Regions from separate parts of the Mus musculus genome. Here region 1 is linked to region 2. The links are chromatin loops, found by intact Hi-C in ENCODE. Cell type or tissue: heart. All regions are shown on one strand. Links, peaks and the distances in the headings refer to the core of each region. The heading gives the core; the rest is flanking DNA.

The links. A loop is a pair of places that touch in the nucleus more often than their neighbours do. Peaks named below come from ENCODE experiments on the same cell type or tissue, not always from the same donor. Only the 100,000 strongest peaks of a DNase experiment are listed, where the experiment ranks them.
Region 1: it touches region 2 in a loop (4-fold over the local background); 1 of 42 quality-filtered maps calls a loop at or near these places.

Annotation. Positions count from the first base shown.
Region 1 is chr6:72,344,065-72,346,985 of GRCm38, reverse strand. Usp39 (ubiquitin specific peptidase 39) reads left to right here and starts at 1,811. Exons shown (of 13, transcript NM_138592.4): 1 at 1,811-2,101. The coding sequence starts at 1,837. In heart, for the core only: no CTCF peak of the experiment used is centred there; a DNase peak (open chromatin) is centred at 1,795; H3K4me3 peaks cover 1,556 bases; H3K27ac peaks cover 1,207 bases.
Region 2 is chr6:72,282,868-72,285,788 of GRCm38, reverse strand. No RefSeq gene overlaps it. Among named protein-coding and RNA genes, the nearest start is that of Sftpb, 20 kb to the left of the region's middle. In heart, for the core only: a CTCF peak has its summit at 1,751 (motif pointing left); no DNase peak of the experiment used is centred there.

The sequences.
Region 1 (2,921 bases), core at 257-2,756, 61 kb before region 2:
TTAAAGCTAGATTCTGCTCATGAGAAATATTTTGTCATCTCCATCACCTCTGCTCCATCTTCTTTTAGACCCCCTCCTTGCCTCCTATAGTTCTCTCCCCTTCTCTCCCCTCTTACACACACACACACACACACACACACACACACACACACATACACACTTAAAATCTAGGTCCTACATATGGGAAAAACATGCAATATTGGTGATTACTCTTTCTAAATTATACTGAATTCGCTTAACATCTTTAGGTTCACCATTTCCCTACAAATGACATTTCTTTATGGCAGAATTAAAGAAGACATGTTAATATATGCCACTTGGTTGACTCTTTAATCTAAATGTGCCTAGGTTTCCTTAATTTTGTTTTTGTAGTGTGTGTGTATAGGCAAGAGGACGACACTGGGTGCTCTTGTCTGTATTCTCTACCTGTTCCTTTGAGATAGGGCCTCTCACTTAACCTGTAATTCAGCTGACAGCCACCAAGCCCTAGTGGTCCTCCTGTCTCCATTTCCCACATGGCTAGGACTATAGGCATGAGCCCACTGTCAGCTTTTTCCACGGGTGCTGGAGTTTTGGACTCATGCTTGGACAGTAAGCTTTCTCACCAATTGAGCCAATCTCCTCCGTTTGTTTGCTTATTAGTGGACATACTAAAAACATCTGTCTCTGATAGGCAATGAGGCAGACAAGTGCTCACGTAGGTAAGTTTTCCCCACCCATACCCAGTCCCTATTTCAGCCACATTGGAGCTGCACTGCTGGTGTCCAGACCACTTGCTTAACTGACCATGAGAGGAACCAAGGCTTTTGAGGGTCTAATAGTGCATAGCCTTCTCTTGTTTCTTTCCTTCTGGCATGTAGCCTAGGATAGTCTTGAATTAACTATGTAGCTCAGTTGGCCTTAAACTTTGGGATTTGTTTTGCCTGATCCTGAGAGTATAGCTTTCCAAGTTTTCAGTTTAAAATGTAAACATCAGAAACTTATTAGAGCAGTGACAGAATCAAGTGCATCTGCTTGATGGAATTGTTATATTGAAAGTAAAGGAACAGACTGCCTTACCCTAGACGTGAATGAGACCTGGTCAGAAAGAGGAAACACCGACTCATACTTGAACATAAAATTCTAGGAAATGTAGTCACTATTGTGGTTTGGGTGGGATTCCACGTGGGCACAGGACATTTCTGGGGTGAGACAAGTTTCTTCTCTTGAATCTGTAAGTGTTCATACATCGCAATTTAGCAAATTAGACACATCAAACGTGTACTATCTTGTATATCAATTATACTTCGATGGAACTGTTCAAATAGGCAGGGACTAAGGCATGACTCAGTGGTAAGGCTGAATTTGAAGTTTTATTAGCTAAACAATAAATGCGCCTTAGCAGAGTATTTGCAAACTCATTTCAAGAGCCCTTTAAATATGATACTAATTGAAGTTCCCAGGTACAAGCCTGAATGAAGGAGTTAATTTGGGAATACTGACTCCTTTTCCTGTGTAGGTCATCAGTCCCTGATCAGGGGACATCTCTGGATCGTCGTTTCGAGACACAAATTGTCCTGAAGCTATCTCGGGTGGAGTGCTAGCTTCCTTTTCCCTAAAATGAAAGTAGCCTGTGAAAGGTTCCTATTTAAGCCGTGAAGAGATGTTGGACAAGGACACAATATGTTCGAAACTATCTCGGTTGGGCCAGCAGCGCTTATAACGTTTTATAAGCCTGTATTGTCCCTCACAGCGACTCGTAGCGCGCTGCGTTTCTATGAGGCCATCTCGACTTCTGATTGGCTGCTTGCTGCCCGTGCTCGGCGCCGGCGCGGAAGCTCCTAACTGGTGGTGGCGATGTCTAGCCGGTCCAAGCGGCAGTCCCATGGTTCCACCCGCGGGAAGCGTGAGTCCGAGTCTCGTGGCAGCTCGGGTCGCATCAAGAAGGAGCGAGACCGTGAGAAGGAGCCCGAGGCGGCGAGCTCCCGGGGTAGCCCGGTCCGCGTGAAGCGGGAGGCCGAGCCGGCTGCGCGAGAGGTCCCGGCGCCCGCGCTCCCGGTCGTGCGGGTGAAGCGTGAGCGCGAGGCCGATGAAGACTCGGAGCCCGAGCGGGAGGTGCGAGGTGCGCGGGGCCGGGCCGGGCGCGTCCTCTTCCTTCGCCTGCTTTCTTCTTTCTCCTCCTATATTTTTAAAGACGGGTCTCAGGAACTTGAAGTTGTAACCAGAGATGGCCTTAGACTCTTGCTTCCCCTTCTTGAAGTCTGAGATGCCCAGTTTTTGTCTGCTTTTTACTTTTCCTTTCTTCTGCCTCCCTGACCAGGCTTGAATCCAGCAGGCTGGATTGCCTGTCATAATACATCACAGCATCTCCCTATTCACGTATAGCCTACGTGGGTCAGGTGCTCTACTGACGACTGTACAGATGGACCCTTCTCCGTTCCCCCCCACCCCCCACAAATTCCTAAGAGTCAGAGTCATGTTGTAATTTTTGGAATAAGACCATTAGTTGAGTCCCAGTGCACTCAACTCAAGTATTGACTTTGTACTAGTTGAATAGTTTGGAGACACTAATGCTTCTCCTGGGTTTTGCATGGGGGTTGTTCCATGTTGTCTTGTAAAGGATGCTGATGTAATGACCAGCCTTGGGAGACAGATAGTATTATTCCATAGAGCAATAGGTAGGGAGTAAGGTCACAAGAAGATATAATCTTCTTTAAGGGCAGGGATCTTCTGTAAGGCAACCCACTATGAGCACTGGTTCTTTTTCTATTCTATTATGGGACTTAACTCTAGGATCTGGCAAAGATGTCATATAATAGGGTACTGTTATTGCTGTAGTAGACTCTTTGTTTTAGTCTGTGATCATGTGGCTTCTGTCAGCATCCATGAAGCTGTGTCAAGCTAACACATTAGGGTTAACTTTAGTTAGAGTTAACACATTA
Region 2 (2,921 bases), core at 307-2,806:
CTCCTTTTGTTGTTTCCTTTTTGAGACTGAATCTCATTATGCAGCCCTGGTTAGCCTAGAACTTTTCACACAAAAACTAGGCTCTCCTGGCCTGCACCACCACACCAGCCCTCACTTCTGGCTTTAACGTCCTCATTTGAGATGTCTCTGGGACACTGAGTTTTGTAGGCAATCTCGATTCTGTCAGTGGTGTAGCTTTTGACTATTGCTGGTTCCAGGGTGTGGGCTTCTTTCCAGTCCCAGTGCCTCCTTAGCTTCTGCCTTCCTGTCTCTCTTTCCTTTAGGCAGGTTATCTTTGGCAGGGCAGCCTGGTCTCAGAGCTGCTGTGTCGCTGAGAATGGCCTTCCATTGTTGAACTGTGTTGGGATCACAGGCTTGTGCCGTTATTCCTGCTTTATGTGGTGTCTTTATTGCTGTGAACAGACACCATGACTAAGGCGACTCATATACAGAAAACCACTTAACTGAGGCTGCTTACAGTTCAGAGGTCCATTATTGTCACGGCGGGAAGCATGGCAGCCTGTGGGCAGACATGGTGGTGAAGGAGCTGAGAGTTCTACATCACAGCGTACCTATTCTGTGGCCTCGGTCACTCTTGCGAATAATTCTTTGAACTCACTGTAGCTGCTTCACATGTGTGTGACATGTGGTATATTTTCTGCTATTTATTTATTTATTTATTTATTTATTTATTTATTTATTCATTCATTCCTTCCTTCCTTCCTTCCTTCATTCATTCATTCATTCATTCATTCACATATTTACCCTTGTGTGCAGTGTATATGTGAGTGCCTGTCTGTGCATACATGCATGTAGGGGTACTAAGGCCCATGTTAGGTTTTCTCTATTTCACTCTACCTTTTTGGGTGGTGGGGAAGGGGTCTTGAAACAGGGTTTCTCTCTGTAACAGTTCTGGTTGTACTGGAATTCACTGTGTAGATGGCCTTGAACTCACAGCCATCTGCCTGTGTCTACGTCACCTGATTACTGGGATTAAAGGCTTATGTCACCACCACCCAGCTCATCCTACCTTTTATTTGAGACGGGGGCCTCCCTGAACTCAGAGTTTACTGATTGGCTAGAGTGGCCAGCCAGTGACCTCCGAGGATCCTCCTGTCTTTGTCTGCCACTACTCTCCCCCTTCTAGCTCTGAGGTTATAGACAAACCCAGGCTGCCATATCCGGGCTTTGTGTGGTTGTTGAGGATTTGAACTCAAGTCCTCATTTGAGGCAGGCACTTACTGAATAAGTTATGTCTCCAGCCCACTTCTTATGACAGTTCTTTTATAGTGTGGCTTCTCATAGTTTGTGTAAGTACATTGATGCTGTAGTTGCTTGCTCTCTGTGGCACACTTGGATTGTTTACTTGGATTGTAATGATTCTATTACCAAGACTCACTAAAAACCTGATTCAGATGGGTGGGAGCACAGGCCCGTAATACCAGAATTCGGAAAGCAGACACGGCCGAATTCTGTGCTCAGTCTCACTGGGTTTGATCCCTAGCACCTCATAAACTGGGTGTGGCGGTTCACACCTGTGTCCCTGCACTTGGGAGGTGAAGGCAGGAAGAGCAGATATTTATGATGTCATCTTCTGCTCCATAGTGAGTTCAAGGCCAGCCTGGGATATGTGAGATGCTAAAGAACAATAGCAGCAACAGCACCTACAACTAAATGAGTCTCGACGGGGTGGGGGCGTGGGAATAGCCTGCTTTAAACTGTGGGTCATGTGCTGCCATCTACTGGGAGAAAACTGCATTGCACCCTTCTATAGAAAAAGGATTTTTATTTTTTTAATTTTTATTTATTTATTTTTAAGATTTTATTTTAATTACATGAGTACACTGTACTGTAGCTGTCTTCAGACCCACCAGAATAAGGAATTGGATCCCATTACAGATGGTTGTGAGCCACCATGTAGTTGCTGGGAATTGAACTCAGGACCTTTGGAGAGCAGTCAGTGCTCTTAACTGCTGAGCCATCTCTCCAGCTCTATTTATTTATTTTTAATAAACCTCCAGGATTACAAACTCTTTCTTGTTTCCCCTCACATCAACTGATATGATGGGCCAATGTTTCATTGCAACAATTAGACACCAGTGGAACATGTTGCTATAGGCTGGGCATGGTGGTGCGCATCTATGATCCTAGCACTAAAGAGGTGGAGGCAAGAAGGTTAATATTAGATTCATAGTGAGTTTGAGGCTAGCTAGGGCTGCATGAGACCCTGCCTCAAAAACAAAACAAGGGGTTAAAGAGACAGCTCAGAGGTTAAAGCGTGCTTGCTCCATTGTGAGTACCGGAGTTTGGATCTGAAAACCCACACAATGGGAGGTCCACAAACACTTATAACTCTATCCCAAGGGATTCAACTCCCTCTTATGTCTTCTGTAGGCACACACACATATACACAAATAAGTGAATAAATAAAAATTTAAAGAGAAACAGCAACAAACCAACAGATGGGTGGTGCTACACACTTTTAATCACAATACTTGTGAAGCAGTTGCAGATGGATCTCTGTGACTCTCTGTGATCTCTGTGGTTTTGTTGTATCCAAACCAACCTGGTCTTACATAGTCAAACATTGTCTCCAAAATCAAAACAAAAAAGAATAATAAATAACAACAATAAAAAGGTCTTATACTTATTAATTTTTCGCTGGGCGTAGTGGTGCACACCTTTAATCCCAGCACTTGGGAGGCAGAGGCAGGTGGATTTCTGAGTTCGAGACCAGCCTGTTCTACAAAGTGAGTTCCAGGACAGCCAGGGCTACACAGAGAAACCCTGTCTCGAAAAGCCAAAAAAAGAAAAAATTAATTTTTCTAAATATATTCCACAATTAGACAAATAAGCAATTCTATGTGGGATGGTGGAATCAGAACCCATGTAACAATCTACCTGCTCCGTAAGATCGGATG